Linked DNA regions of Homo sapiens: region 2 is linked to region 1. Evidence: read pairs that join two places in POLR2A ChIA-PET (ENCODE). Cell type or tissue: PC-3. All regions are shown on one strand. Links, peaks and the distances in the headings refer to the core of each region. The heading gives the core; the rest is flanking DNA.

Region 1 (8,340 bases), core at 77-8,076:
CATGCCTGTAATCCCAGCTACTTGGGAGGCTGAAGCAGGAGAATCACTTGAACCCGGGAGGTGGAGGTTGCGGTGAGCCGAGATCTCACCATTACACTCCAGCCTGGGCAACAAGAGCGAAACTCCATCTAAAAAAAGAAGAAGAAGAAGAAGAAGAAGATACACAAATGGCCAACAAACATATGAAAAATGCTCAACATCACTAATGATCAGGAAAATGCAAATCAAAATCACGATGCAATACCACCTTACTCCTGCAAGAATGGCCATAATCAAAAAAATCAAAAAACAGTAGATGTTGGCATGAATGTGGTGATCAGGGAACACTTCTACACTGCTAGTGGGAATGTAAACTAGTACAGCCACTATGGAAAACAGTGTAGAGATTCCTTAAAGAACTGAAAGTAGAACTACCATTTGATCCAGCAATCCCCCTACTGGGTATCTACCCAGAGGAAATGTTATTATACAAAAAATATACTTGCACATGCATGTTTATAGCAGCACAATTCACAGTTGCAAAATCTTGGAACCAACCCAAATGCCCATCAATCAACGAGTGGGTAAAGAAACTGTGGTATATGTATACAATGGAATACTGCTTGGCCATAAAAAGGAATGAATTAACAGCATTTGCAGTGACCTGGATGAGATTGGAGACTATTATTCTAAGTGAAGTAACTCAGAAATTGAAAATCAAACATCATATGTTCTCACTGATCATTAGGAGCTAAGCTATGAGGACACAAAGGCATAAGAATGATACAATGGACTTTGGAGACTTGGGAAGAGTGGGAGGGGAGCGAGGGATAAAAGACGACAAATATGGTGTAGTGTATACTGCTTGGGTGATGGGTGCACCAAAATCTTACAAACTAACACTAAAGAACTTACTCATGCAAGCAAATACCACCTGTGCCCCAATAACTTATGGGAAAAAAATAAAAAATAAAGTGAATCAATAAATCAATAAATAAAATTCTCAAAAACAACAACAACAACAACAACAACAAAAAACCCCTACGTTCTCGTAGAGAATCATCTGTTACTTTCCAAACGTACAAACCCCAATTATTTCCAGGCAACAAAGGTTTTGTTTTAAAGGTTGAAATAGTGACATCTTTGAAGAAGATATCCTCTTTTTTGCTAGGCATCTGGTGGCACTACCAACTTGAGACCACTTTAAATACACTGCTTGAGGTTTTTCAGGACACAATAGCATGAATTTGAACTACAAACTTTTATAAAGTAACTATGTATTTTATTTGTGAACATGTGTTCCAAGGAAATTTTTAAAGGATCCTTAGTATATAAAAGTGTAAATGAAAACACTTGACAAGGCCTGGTGCGGTGGCTCATGCCTGTAATCCCAACATTTTGGGAGGCCAAGGCAGGTGGGTCACTTGAGGTCAGGAGATTGAGGCCAGTCTGGCCAATATGGTGAAACCCCATCTCTACTAAAAATACAAAAATTAGCCGGGCATGGTGGCGGGCGCCTGTCATCCCAACTATTCAGGATGCTGAGGCAGGAGAATCGCTTGAACCCCGGCAGGTGGAGGTTGCAGTGAGCCAGATCACACCACTGCACTCCAGCCTGGGTGACAAAGGGAGATTCCATCTTGAAAAAGAAAATACTTGACATAGTAACAGTGGACTAGATAAAAATCATAAAAAGTAATCCTTGTGTCGACATTTTCTTTAATGTAGTTTAGCATTGCAAATATGTACCTGTAAAAATAATATTTTCCACTCAATTAGAAAAGGGAATTTTAAAAATAATTATTTAGAGTTGGGCGCAGTGACTTCTGACTGTAATCCCAGCTACTTGGGAGGCTGAGGCAAGAGGATTGTTTGAGCCCAGGAGTTCGAGGCTGCAGCATGCTATGATCACAACTGTGAACAGCCACTGCACTCCAGTCTGGGCAACAGAGAGAGACCGTCTCTACAAAAAAATTATTATTATTTAATGACATGATTTTATATGTAATTATTAAGATTCTTTTACATTTGAATGGACATTTGAATAAGTAAAATTTGACCTTTTAAGGCCACAAAAGAAAGGCTTTAATTGCCTACATAATTACTACCTGTTCATGAAGGTCAATAACAGCCAAAACTTCAGAAGCAGTGTGACTGACCAGTCAAAAGTAAGGTTCTCTTGCAAGTAATCTTTTCTGTACAGAAAAACATGATAGTGTCTCCCAGTTTCATAGTCATTTTTACATCTCCCAAAATTATCACGTATGGTACTCTGCGAACAATGCATGGTGCCATGTATAATTCAGCAATCCCCCATATTAAATAGTTTGAGGTTTTTGTTTGTTTATTTGTTTGTTTTAGATGGAGTTTCGCTCTTGTTGCCCAGGCTGGAGTGCAGTGGCACGATCTCGGCTCACCGCAACCTCCACCTCCCGGGTTCAAGCGATTCTCCTGCCTCAGCCTCCCAAGTAGCTGGGATTACTGGCATGCGCCACCATGCCCGGCTAATTTTGTATTTTTAGTAGAGAGGGGGGTTTCTCCATGTTGTTCAGGCTGGTCTCGAACTCCCGACCTCAGGTGATCCACCCACCTCAGCCTCCCAAAATGCTGGGATTACAGGCGTGAGCCACCGCGCCCGGCCTGAATAGTTTTATATCTAAAATGAAGCCCAAAACTGTATACTAGACCTATGAATATAAATATTGTGTTATTTAATATGTTTGGCCCCAAGTCAGTGAAAGAAAGCAAAGTACTGTACTATTACTTATATATCTATTTATCTGTCTTAAAACAATAAACATGTATTATCTCTTAGTTTCTGTGGGTTAGAAATTCAATTTGGCTGAATGTGTCTGGCTAGGAGTCTCTCATGAGGTTTCAGTGAAGATGTTGGCTGGGGCTACAGTCACCTGACAGCTTGGCTGAGGCTGGAGAATCAGCTCCCAAGATGATTGACTGACTTCTTGGTGCTGGTTGCTGACACAAGCCTCCAGCTCCTCTCTACATGGACCTCTTCCCAGCTGCTTGGGCCATCTTACAACATGGCAGCTGGCCTTCCCAAAAATAAGCAAGAGAGTACAAGGTGGAAGATTCAGTGACTTTAATGGCTGAGCCACAAAGCAACACAGCATCATTTTGACAGTATCCTATTGGTTACAAAGGTCAGCTCTATTCAGTGAGGGAGGCTCTACACAAAGGTGTGCATACCAGGAAGCCGGTATCATTGGAGGGCCGATTTAGAGGCTGCCAACCATAGTGTATTAGGCCATCCTTGCATTGCTATAAAGAAATACCAGAGACTGGGTGCAGTGGCTCATGCCAGTAGTCCCAGCACTTTGGGAGGCTGAGGCAGGTGGATCACCTGAGGTCAGGAGTTCAAGACCAGCCTGGACAACATGGTGAAACCCTGTCTCTACTAAAAATACAAAAATTAGCTGGGCATGGTGGCACGCACCTGTAGTCCCAGCTACTCAGGAGGCTGAGGCAGGAGAATCACTTGAACCAGGAGGCAGAGGTTGCAGTGAGCCGACATTGGGCCATTGGACTCCAGACTGGGTGACAAGAGCAAGACTCCATCTTAAAAAAACAAAAAAACAAAAAAAAAAAAACCAAGAAAGAAAAAAAGAAATACCTGAGGATGGGCAATTTAGAAAAAAAAAAAAAAAAAAAAAAGGCTGGGCAATTTAGGAAAAAAAAAATGTTTAATGGGCTCATAGTTCTGTAGGCCATCCAGAAAGCATTGCACCAGCATCTGCTTCTAGGGAGACCTCAGGAAGCTTACAATCATGACGGAAGACAGAGGGAACGGCCACATCACATGGTAAAAGCAGGAGCAAGAGAGAGTGGAGTGGGAGGTAGGTGCCACTTTTACAAAACCAGATCTTACGAGAACTGACTCACTTATCACCGAAGGGATAGGCGAAGCCATTCATGAGGGATATGCCCCCATGATCCAAACACCTCCTACCAGGCCCCACCTCCAACACAGGGGATTACATTTCAACATAAGATTTGGTGGTGACACAGATCCAAACCATTTCATATAGTAATGATAACACCTTTGCAGATTTCCCTTGCTGCCTAAAATGCACTAAGGGATCATAACTAAGGAAAGACTTATTTATGATTTATTTGAATATAATTTCCATAGAGTATCTTAAGGAAACAATAATTTTCATGTCTTCTTACAAAGTTATTTACCTTTAATGACATACATTTTCATGTAAGTCAGCATAGAACATAAACATAAAACTAGGTTGATTTTAAGAAACCTTTTAGATATTCTTCAAACTTTCTCTTCCTAAGCAATCCCTTCCTGAGGGGCTGGGCGCTATGGCTCACACTTGTAATCCCAACACTTTGGGAGGCTGAGGCGGGCAGATTACTTGAGGTCAGGAGTTAGAGACCAGCCTGGCCAACATGGTGAAACCCAATCTCTACTAAAAATACAAAAATTAGCCTGGCGTGGTGGCAGGAGCCTGTAACCCCAGCTACTTGGGAGGCTGAAGCAGGGGAATCACTTGAACCTAGGAGGCAGAGGTTGCAGTGAGCTGAGATCGTGCCACTGCACTCCAACCTGGGCGACAGAACTAGATTCCATCTCAAAAAAAAAAAAAAGAAAACCCCAAAAAACAAAAAACAAAACCACAATTCCTTCCCACGTAAGAATATGTAGTGACTGTTGTCTGTGTGACACCACCCTCTTCCTTCCACACACACCAAGTTCCCACTTGAGTGACCTCAATATTCCCTGAAAGCATTGTCCTTTCATCGACTGTGCTCTCTGCTAGGCTTCATCTCACATTTTACCTCCTCAGTGAAACCTGACAAGAAATTCCTATTCTCCATCATACTTAGATTTCTGTCTCAGTGACAGCATTATCAGTTTGTTAGTTGATAGTAATTATTCTTATGCTTGTCAGTCTTCCTACTGATTTATAAACTTTTCCATGTTGGACACCATCTTTAGATTCCTAGTGCCCAGCACAGTGGCCAGCATGAGTAGCTCTGCAAATTGTTGAGTTAGGATAACCAGGCCAGCAAGTCCTCTGCAGTGGCAGCGTGCAATGGTGCTTACTTTACCACTGTGTGGCAGCAAACTACAGAAGTATTTCCACCGTTTAAAATAAGGAGGAGAGCTGAGATGAGTATTCACAAACTATAGTATAACTTGCCAGCTCAGTTGAAATAATATACTAAATTTATTATGAAATACAACTATCCAATGGAAAATTACTTTGTTCATAACATTGCTCAATACTGTTTTTAAATTTATCCACATTGTTGTTTGTACTTTTTATATCAAATAAACAAATATTTAAACTTTAAAAGAAAATGTAATAATAAGTAAAAATAGTTGTAAAATAATATGATCTAAAAATATTAGAACAGAAAATTATATACACATTGTGTTTTCAACTTTGTAAAATAATGGGTACTATGAACAGGGTTTGGAAGAGAATGGGTTTGGAGAAGCAGTTTGTCAGGCGAGTAAGATTGTGAGTGAGTTTTTTTCTTAAATTTTCTTTAGTGTTCTAACATGGGCTTAATAAACCTTTAAGGCCTGTTTTTATAGGTTGTAGAGTTGCTAATTGGAACATGCCCAAATTACCACAAAGCTGCCATTTTTTACCATTTGGATTATAATACTGTCATCTTAAAGAAAGCCCATGGTTGCGTTGGGCACAGATAGAAAGCCGTATTCTTAAATTGAGTTTAGCCTCCGTACATATTTTAAGTTTGGCCTACTGTTTTCTCCATACTTAGTTGGTTGTAACCTAACTTGATGTTAAACAGACTGTAACCTGATCTCTTAAGTAGCAGAGGCTCAGCCAGTCACAAGCAGCCAGCTGTTCAAACCAGGTTCAAATAAAGCAAATGCCCAGCTGTAACCAATCCAGTTGTTTCTGTGCATCACTTCTACAGGTCACTTTCCTTTTTCTGTCCATAAATGTTATCCAACCATGCCAAAGCCCAGGGGTCACCCTGAACCTATTACGATTCTGGGGGCTGCCCAATTTGAGAACCGTTCATTACTCAAACTCTGTTAAAGTTAATTTGTCTAAAGTTTTTCCTCTAAGTATATAAAAATTTAAAATGCATAGCACCATCTTTGATTAAAATGCTTTTGAAAAGAAAGTTTTTTTCTCATTCTTGTTGCACAAAGCATTCTTGTATCCCCTCATTATTCCCCCATTCAAAAACATCTGTCCATATGGCAATCCCAATTCTTAGCCCTATCCATAGGAGACGGGACTAGTAGCTCACTACTATGGTTTTTGGGGGACATCTGAAGAAGGAATCCCTGGGACAGGAAGAGATGGAAAAGTTTGATGTCCATTTTTGACAGTAGGATTCCACTCTACCAGGGTTCTGCAAAGGGAGAAGACACTGTATAAAACATAGTTCCAATCTTTTGAAAAAGGTAAATATTGTGTTGGGGTTTGTTGTTGTTGTTGAGACAGGGTCTCACTCTGTCACTCAGGCTGGAGAGCAGTGGTTGTGATCACGACTCACTGCAACCTCGACCTCACTGGGCTCAAGTGATCCTCTCACCTCAGCCTCCTGAGTAGCTAGTACTACAGGCAGGTGCCACCATACCCAGATTTTTTTTTTTTAATGTGTAGAGATGGGGTTTCACCATTTTGCCCAGGCTGGTCTTGAACTCCTGAGCTCAGGCGATCTGCCGGCCTCGGCCTCCCAAAGTGCAAGGATTATAGATGTGAGCCACCACACTCGGCATTGAGTTAAGTTTTTAATATCCATATTAACTAATATTATCCTGTATCCACACGTAAGGTTTCTGGAGCAGAGCGGATTACTGTTATTTACTTACAGCCAAAAACAATCCCATGGATCCCCTGTACCCAAATTCTTATCCCTTAATGATACAACGAGAGGTGGCTGAACAAACTCTACATGTAAGTAATATGTATTATAAGTGAGGAACCCCCACTCCCCCAATTTAATCTAGGTGTTGATGTAGAAGGGAGAGGCAGCTGTACTTCTTCCTTCTTCCAAGAGTTTCTCTGGAAACACGATGGGAAGATTCCTGGGTTTTTACTTTAACCCTTTGGAATATGAATAAACTTCTGGGGAAAGGTAAGTCCAGTGTCACCACTTTACCACCCTGGGATGTCTCCACAATCCAGGTCTCATCCCCCGGTGTTAGTCCCTTTTCATTGCTATAAAGGAGTACCCAGGGCTGGGCAATTTATAAAGAAGAGAGGTTTATCTGGGCTCACGGTTCTGCAGGCTGTATAAGCAGCATGGCCCTGGCATCTGCTTCTGGCGAGGCCTTGGGAAACACAATCATGGCAGGAGGTGAAGGGGAAGCCAGCGTGTCACATAGCAAGACAGGGAGCAAGAGAGAGCGAGGTGGGAGGTGTCAGGCTTTTGCATAAACTAACTGAGCAAGAACTCATGCATTACCATGCAGAGGGCAATAAGCCATTCATGATGAATCTGCCCCCATAATCCAAATACCTCCACCAGGCCCCACCTCCAACTTTGGGATTATGTTTTAACATGAGATTTGGAAGGGACAAAACATCCAAACCATATCACTCGTGCCTCTTGAAAAGTAAACGCATACCTCCAGGTTTACCAGGAGGTAAATCTCTCTCCAGAAGATAAATCTCCAGTGGAGATGTGTGTGTTATGAAGGTCTCATGTCTATGTCTAGTAAATCTCTCTTGTGCGTGTTTCAGGTTTCTCTCACTATCTGATCCATAAATTACTGTCCAGGTCCCCAGTAAAATTTGCTTAGAAAGCCCTAACTTGCAGAAGCATAAAAGTATTTGCTACCCCCAAATTTGCATGTTCAAATTAGTGTGACCTTTCACACTTCTTTTAATTTTCTTGTAATTACTTTGAGTATATAAAACTCTTTTTTTTTTTTTTTTCTGGCTGGGTGCGGTGGCTCACATCTGTAATCCCAGCCCTTTGGGAGGCTGAGGTGGGCGCATCATGAGGTTAGGAGTTCAAGACCAGCCTGACCAATATGGTGAGACCCCGTCTGTACTAAAAAATACAAAAAAATTTGCCGGGCGTGGTGGCACATGCTTCTAATCCCAGCTACTCGGGAGGCTGAGGCAGGAGAATCGCTTGAACCCAGGAGGCGGAGGTTGCAGTGAGCCAAGATCACACCACTGCACTCCAGCCTGGGTGACAGAGTGAGACTCCATCTTAAAAAAACAAAAACAAAAACAAACAAATAAGAACACTATTTTTTTTGCCATTGTTTTGTGTATTTTGATTACATAAAAAAATCAGTCTTGCTATTTATGGCCTAGCCTTGCTTTTGTCTATTTGGTGAAATGATCACCACCACCCCCTCTTAATCATACCTGCCAAATCTTA
Region 2 (8,340 bases), core at 316-8,315, 290 kb before region 1:
GAAAGACATCCAGTGTTTGTGGATTTAAAGACATCATATTGTTATGATGGCAGTACTCTTCAAATTGATCTACAGATTTAATGCAATCCCTATCAAGATTCCAGCTGGCTTTTTCTTTCCTCCCTCCCTCCCTCCCTCCCTTTCCCGCCCCCCCCCCAAACAAGCTGATCCTAAAATTCATGTGAAAATGCAAGGAACCCAGAATAGGCAAAGCAATGTTGAAAAATGAAGAAAGAGGACTCACACATCCTGATTTCAAGTTACTATGAAGTAATGATAATCAAGACAGTGTGCTCCTGGCATAAGGATAGATACATAGATCAATGGAATACAATTAAGAATCGAGAAACAAACCCCTAATTTATGGTCAACTGACTTTTTGACAAGGGTGCCATGACAATTCAATGGGGAAAGGATAGTCTTTTTGAAATACAGTGCTAGGACAAATGGATAGTCACATATGCCAAAGGAATGAGGCTGAATCTGTACCTCCTATCAGATATAAAAATTAACTCAACATGGATCATAAACTTATGAACTAAAACTGTAAAACTTCCAGAGGAAAACATGGGTGCAAATCTTTGTGACTTTGGATTAGGCAATTATTTTAGACATGAAATCAAATGCACAAGCAATAAAAAACAGATACAATGGACTTCAAAACTAAAAACTTTTGTCCATCAAAGGATATTATGAAGACAGTAAAAATCCACAGAAAGGGAGAAAATATTTGCAAACTGTGTGTCTTATAAGGGATTAATATCTTGGACATAAAAAGAACCCTTACAACTTGAGAATAAAAAGAGAAATAACTCGGCTGGGCGCGGTGGCTCACGCCTGTAATCCCAGCACTTTGGGAGGCTGAGGCAGGCAGATCACCTGAGGTAGCGAGTTCGACACCAGCCTGGTTAACATGGTGAACTCCTGTCTCTACTAAAAATACAAAATTAGCCAGGTGTGGTGGCACATGCCTGTAATCCCAGCTACTTGGGAGGCTGAGGCAGGAGAATCGCTTGAAACCGGGAGGCGGAGGTTGCAGTGAACCGAGATCGTGCCATTGCACTCCAGCTTGGGCAACAAGAGCGAAACTCCGTCTCAAAAAAAAAAAAGAGACAACTCACTTAAAAATGCGCAAAGGATCTGAAGAGACCGTTCTTTGAAGATATATAAATGACCAACTAGCACTAGAAAAGATGCTCAAACTCATTAGTCATTAGGGAAATGCAAATCAAAAGCACAATTAGATCCCAGCACTAGGATGGCTATTAATAAAACAGATGGACAGTAAGAGTTGGTAAGGATATTGAGAAACTGGAAACTTCATACACTGGTGGTAAAAATGTAAGATGGTTGCAGACTCTTTGGAAACAATTTAGCAATTCTTCAAAAAGTTAAACTTAGAGTTGGCATATGGCCCAGACATTCCACTTCTAGGTAAATACCCAAGAGAATTGAAAACACAGGTCCCAGCAAAAACTTGCCCATGAATGCTCATAGCAGCATTATTCATAACAACCCAAAAGTGAAAACAACCCAAATGTCCATCAAACTGATGAATGGATAAACAAAATGTGATATCTATATACTGGAATATTATTCAGCCATAAAAAGAACAAAATGACCAACATGGATGAACCTTCAAAACATGTTAAGTGAAAGAATCCACACATGAAAGGCCACAAAGGTATGATTCCATTTACATGAAATATCTTAAATAGACTTTCAAAAACTACTTGCATAAAAATTTAACTGACATGGGCAACTACTTTCAGATTATCTGTGATGTGCAGCTGGAGCTGGGAAAGGCAGGAACAGAGAACACTGAAACCACAGATGTGGCCGGTCATGGTGGCTCATGCCTGTAATCCCAGCACTTTGGGAGGCCGAGGCAGGAGGGCTGCTTAAGCCCAGAAGTTTGAGACCAGCCTAGGCAACAAAGGGAGACCTCTCTCTACAAAATAAAAAATTAAAAACAAAAACAGAAAAACCACTAGGTTGGCATAGTGGCATGCGCCTGTGGTCCCAGCTACTCAGGAGGCTGAGGCAGGAGGATCACTTGGGCCCATGAGGTTGAGGCTGCAGCGAGCCATGACTGTGCCACTGCACTCCAGCCTGGGTGACAAAGCTGCAAAAAAAAAAAAAAAAGAAATCACAGATGTTCTGAGACCCTAGTTGTTGACTAGAACGGTATTTCACTCCTGGGATGAAAATGTGGGTAGAAGGTTTCATGACACGGTTCTGCCACAGACACAACTCTCACATTATATGAGGCCTTTAACTTTGGTCACAGAAATGGACGGTGAATAAGGAGTCAGGAAAGCTCACCCTTTTCACTAACCAGCTGTGTAACCTTGGGTAAGTCACTTAAATTGCTATGATCTCTAAACTAAATTTCTAAAGAATTGTGGGCCTCTGTACTCAGCGCAAGGTTTGGAATTAACAGAGTAAACACCACGTTAACCTAGCAATCTAATAACATACCCTATATTATTCTGACTTCTGAAAGACAGCTAGGAAACATCTGTTATTTTAGAAGCTCACTGTTCCCTGGGAAAGATAATTTTGGCACAAGCAGCAGTTCAGATGACAGTTCCAGTGTTTTGGGGAAAACCAACTAATTTATTGACAACAAAGCCTGTTTTTTTTTTTTTTTTTTCCTCCTCCTTAAAATTTCATAGCTATAGGCCCAGAAATACAAAGTCCCCAGAAGACTCTAAAAATATGTTCTCAATTCCTTTTTATTTCCCACCCAGAGCTGAGAAAACAGCACCAACTGTGTCATATTAAACACATCTGCATCCAACACTGATAAAGTGCATGACCGAGGAACAGATAAGAATTGTTTTCAATTTGTTAAAATGGAAATAGTTAAATTTAACCTAATTAGACTAAATAATCAAAGCAGGTGTTTGTAAGATGCCAGTGTTTGTTTTCATTCTCTGTAACTGTTCAGCTATATTTCCCAGGAACTTAGGTAAAGGAAATTAATATGTCATAAAAATCACTGACCTATTTATTCATGTCACATATGTATTATTCATGTTTTAGGCAGTACAAATACAGGGCATTGTTGAACATTTCTCACAGATTTTACCATTTAAGCATCATCAACATCTAAGCTGGCCTGCAGAGGGGCTTATGTTACCTAACTTCCATTATATAAATACAAGCAGTAATAAATGAGAGCCTGTCTTCTAATCGTACACTGATCTACAGAGCGCACTGACTTGGCATTTAGACTATTTAGGGTTTCTGACTCCACTTGCACAAGCTGGTCACTTTTAAGACATTTAAAAGAAAAATAATAACAATAATAAAAGTTATATTCCAGTTAAAACAAAATGTTTATTGCACTTGGCAGAGTGATGAGATCTGAACTATAAATATCAACTAACAAAGAAACCACAAAATGTAGTCACCAGCAGCCTGGTATTAGGAAGTGTTTTGTGCAGTGGCCATAGGTCCACTTTCCAAGGGAAAAAGGGCAGGTGGCTGCCCGGGAGCAGTCAAGCGTGCTCTTTCTAATAACACGCTCCAGTCCTGGGTAGGCTCTCGTATTATTCCACACACCCTCAGGATGGGAAACAGAAACACAAGCAAGAAAGGCCCCATAAAAGCCTGTGACGTGGAAGCTCCTGAAAAGGGGGTCCCTTCTCTGTGGCCTGGGCATTCTGCAGCAGGGACAGAAGCCTGGGAAGTTGAGTCCACGAAGAGGGTTCTCGGACTCCCTTCCCTAAGCGAGTGACTGATGTTTCCTGACTCTGGCCCTGGTTGTGCCGTGAGGCCACAGTGAGGGCAGCTGGAGAGCTCAGGATCTGCCACCTTAGCACACATGGGATGTTAGGCACTTCTCGCTATGCCTCAGTTTCTGTGGTCTCATGAAGGAACATTAGTACTTTCTTCATTAATGCACATAAAATGCTTGGCAGTGCTTGGCATAGAGATAGATGCTCAATAAATGTTGGCCACTATTATTATAGCCCCCTACAAACAAGGAGGATGAGATTGAAAACAATGTTTCCTAAAAATGAGGGTATAATGGGCATCCTATCCATATTTCAGGGGTAGGAAAACAGCCTTCTGAGATCATTTATATGAAGGGTATGGATGGACAAATCCTTATCAGCCTAAAATATTCCTATCTATGATTGCTATGTCATTTCTTTAGGATTAATCAATCCTCTTCATGAGTCATATTTCAATATATTACACATACACATAATTATAAAAGAACCAAGTTGCATAAAATTTATAAAATGGAGACTAGGAAAGGAAAAACCCGCTCATAAAACCCAACAAGAGAGCTTAAAATGAAAGTCTGAAAGTGCAGGTAGGTATTTGTTTAAATACTTGGTAAAAGAAAATGTTCAATTCAGTAGCTGTGACAGACACAATTTTAAGGGGTGTGGGCATAAGAGAAACAGAAAGTCCATCTGTCAAAGGGGTAAATATTTAGTCAAGTCTTAGATAGTATTTCTGTAAACAGAAATTTCAATGGAAAATTTCCAACCTGAGAGCAAATAATTTAAGATGGGTTTAATATAAGAATTAAAGCTCTCGTCTCCATGTCGCTGCCCAGCCTGAGACCCAGCCCTCTGAGTCCTTGTGGCAGTTCGGCTTTTTCTTTCTTGTTCCCTCAACTACAACTGGACACTATAATTTTCTTTCCATTCCAGCAGGAAACTGATATATACTAACGATGACAGCTGGATTCAGAAGAGGAAAAAGAACACAGGGGACAGAGAGTCCTTGTGGGTTTAAAACTCAAAACAAAACCCCCAGATTTGAAAATTTTAAAACCTAGTTAATGGCTGAGGAAACCTCAAATGATTGGGAAGCACTATGATAAAAGTTTGAATTACATAAAACACATCATTATCTTAAGCTTTTCTAATAATCTTCTCTGCCTTTCTCCTTCACTGTTTTTCTCCTTGTTTATGCCCCTAGCCCTTCAACGTGGTTCTAAGACATGTCAGAGGTAGGAACAGCCTTCCAAGGCCATTTACAGAATAGGACTGGAGAGGGGATGAGCAGATGCTCCTCCATCCAAAAAAGTTTCCCTGAAATTGTTATTACTTCATTTCCTTTGGAATAATCAATCCCTTTCAAGATTCATATTTAAATACATTTAATTTAAACATATGTATATACACATAATGAAACAGAATTATGTTTCATAAAATTAGTAAAATAGAAAATAAGAGAAGGAATCTCCCCTGTAATCCCACCATTCTAAAATAATTCCTTTTACCATAGCGCTGGCTTTCATTCTAGTCTGTTCCTCCATTCCCCACTCCCTACCTCCCAAACCCCTAATATTGATTATCAAAATGGCTGGGCAAAAGCAAAGTGAATGCATCTCCAGTTACATTCTTTTTTTTTCTTTTTTTTCTTTTTTTTAGAGACAGGATCTTGCTCTGTCACCCAGGTTGGACTGCAATGGTGTGATCACAGATCACTGCAGCCTTGAACTCCTGGGTTGAAGGGATCCTCCTGCCTCAGCATCCTGAGTATCTGGGACTCTACAGGCACATAACACCATGTCCAGCTAATTAAAAAAAAAATTCTGTAGAGATGGAGTCTTGCTATGTTGCCCAGGCTTATCTCGAACTCCTGGCCTCAGGCAATCCTCCTGCTTTGTCCTCCCAAAGTGCTGGGATTATAGGCGTGAGCCACTGCATCCAGCCAGTTACATTATTTTGGAGTGACACTAGGAACTTGGTTCCATAAGGGTCCTAAAAATCCTGTAAGGATGAGGGCAGAGAAAGAAATGTCACATTGTCTTAAAAACCACACAGTCCTACTCTCTGTCTTAGATCGTCCAATGAACTCCTTTGTCTACAGGGTCAAATTGAGGCTCCTTGGACTTTGGCCTGTGAATGAGGCCTTCCATGACTGAGTTTCTGCCTCCTCAGCCTCACCAGTCACACCTGCCTGGCCTTGAACCCAACACCCCAGTTGCCATGTCCCTAGTGCTCTGAAGGCTGTGCTTGATTTGTGCCCTTACAGCTTTGGCCATGCTTCTACCTCTGTCTGTAATACCTACCTCCACCTTGCCCATCCTGGTGAATCCCTACCCACTGTCAAAACTCTGTTCAACCACTTCCTCTTCAAGGAAGTCTTTCCTGTCCTCTCAAGTAGAAATGATCTTTCTTTAGTGCCTCAAATGTGTCCCATACATACTTCCTTTAATACAGCATCTGAAAAATCCTTCATTGCACCTACTTATAAGACCAAGGCATATTCATCTCTATCTCCAGATACAAGTGCTCAATATATCTCTGAGGCTAGCAGGTCTGATGAATGAAAAAATAAATAAACAAGAAAAAAAATGATCTTTTTCTGGATCAGTCAGAGGGACAGGGGCAACCCTAATCAAGTGGACTCCTGACATTCTAAGCCAGGTATGTTATACTGCAGTGTTTTCCTAGGAAAGCAGGCATTTCTTCTTTCCTGAAGATGTTTAAAAATATGAGAACAGTGAAGGCGAGGAGGTGAACACAATGCTGCACGGCTGGAGGAGACTGGATTAGATGCATAGCTTCCAGCGAATAATAATGATAATAGGCTGGGCACGGTGGCTCACATCTGTAATCCCAGCACTTAGGGAGGCCGAGGCGGGTGGATCACCTGAGGTTGGGAGTTCGAGACCAGCCTGACGAACAAGGAGAAACCCCGTCTCCACTAAGAATACAAAATTAGCCAGGCGTGGTGGCACATGCCTGTAATCCCAGCTACTCGGGAGGCTGAGGCAGAAGAGTTGCTTGAACCCGGGACACGGAAGTTTTGGTAAGCCGAGATTGTGCCATTGTACTCCAGCTTGTGCAACAAGAGTGAAACTCCATGTCAACAAAAAAATATTAATAATAGTTAATATTATTGAGCATTTATTCTGTGCCATGCAAAGCACATTCTTCACAGACAGCTTCACATGTATAAGCTGACAACCACTCTAAGATATAGATCTTACTGTCCCCTTTTACAATGGAAACAACGTGTCTCAAAGCAGCTAAATAACTTGCCTAAGGTCACAAAGTTAGTAAATGGCAGATCTAGGATTCAAACCCAGAGGTTTGGCTTCAGTCTATGTGGTATACTTCCTACTCTGGACTTTGTGAGCTAATAATGGAGGCAGATATATATTTACATACACACATAAACACCTTGCTTGAATTCAGAAAATGAATTCACATCTATTTGATACATGAGTTTAAATAAAATCTGTATTTTGATAACAGCTGTTACTATTCTAAAAACTGAGGAGAACTGCATTTCATCAAACAGTTAATAAATCCATTTAATGAGGGCCTACTATGTGCTTAGACGACAAAGAATCTAAGACATGGTCCATTCTTTCAAGGAGCTTATATGCTAAAACTATAATATCATCACATTATTTTGAAAGCATATTGAAATCTACACATCCAAGTAAGTGATCACCTTATTTGGTGATATATTTATCTATTGCTCAACCTGTTTTGGGGAACAATTTATAAAACACACAAGAATAGACTTCACTACATTAAGCACAGTTTATTTTTATCCCAAACAGTGCTTTCCATCTTAATTGCCATTTTATTTGGTATTTGGTTATTTCTAAAAATCTATTCCATCCTCAAAGAAAGAAAATATGCTCCTACTGTTTGTGTGGATGTATTATATGAACATGAACATTCATACATATACATAAATACAAACACATCTAGCGATTTTATGAGGGCAATTCCCTGAGGACTGAATAAAATTTGTGCTGTCTGATAAAAATGAGTCATATATATGTAATTTAAAATGTAAACAGCCACATTCTTCATCATTAATAATGTTACTGTAATGTACCTTTTGGGTTATGATGTCATTTACAATTCTTCCTATCTCTCCATTTGACAAAGTTAAACACATATATTTCAATGACAGTTTTACTTTGTTATTTTTCCCATTCTAGTTGCCATATTTTATTTTATTTTATTTTATTTTTTTTGAGACAGGGTATCGCTCTGTCGCCCAGGCTGGAAAGCAATGGCATGATCATAGCTCACTGCAGCCTCGAACTCCTGGGTTGAAGTAATCCTCCTGTCTCAGCCTCCCAAGTACCTAGGCCTACAGATGTGTGCTACCACATGTGGCTAATTAAATTTTTTTTTTTTTAGAGATGAGGCCTCACTATGCTGCCAGGCTGGTCTCAAACTTCTGGCCTCAAGCAATCCTCCTGCCTCAACCTCCTAAAGTGCTGAATTATGGGCTTGAGCCACCACATCTGACCTTAGTTGCCACATTTTAAAAAGTAAAAGAAACGGGTAAAATTAATTTTGATAATACATTTTAAATTTAATCCAGTATGTC

What was found. ChIA-PET counts read pairs that join two places held together with the same protein. Peaks named below come from ENCODE experiments on the same cell type or tissue, not always from the same donor. Only the 100,000 strongest peaks of a DNase experiment are listed, where the experiment ranks them.
Region 2: POLR2A ChIA-PET joins it to region 1 with 16 read pairs; 3 of 35 experiments call an interaction of 5 or more read pairs at or near these places.

The regions. Positions count from the first base shown.
Region 1 is chr2:43,600,226-43,608,565 of GRCh38, forward strand. No RefSeq gene overlaps it. Among named protein-coding and RNA genes, the nearest start is that of THADA, 8.4 kb to the left of the region's middle. In PC-3, for the core only: a CTCF peak has its summit at 5,063; a DNase peak (open chromatin) is centred at 5,056; H3K27ac peaks cover 94 bases.
Region 2 is chr2:43,310,080-43,318,419 of GRCh38, forward strand. The region is part of intron 31 of THADA (THADA armadillo repeat containing); the gene reads right to left. Among named protein-coding and RNA genes, the nearest start is that of LINC01126, 87 kb to the left of the region's middle. In PC-3, for the core only: no CTCF peak of the experiment used is centred there; DNase peaks (open chromatin) are centred at 1,432, 3,432 and 7,742; H3K27ac peaks cover 982 bases.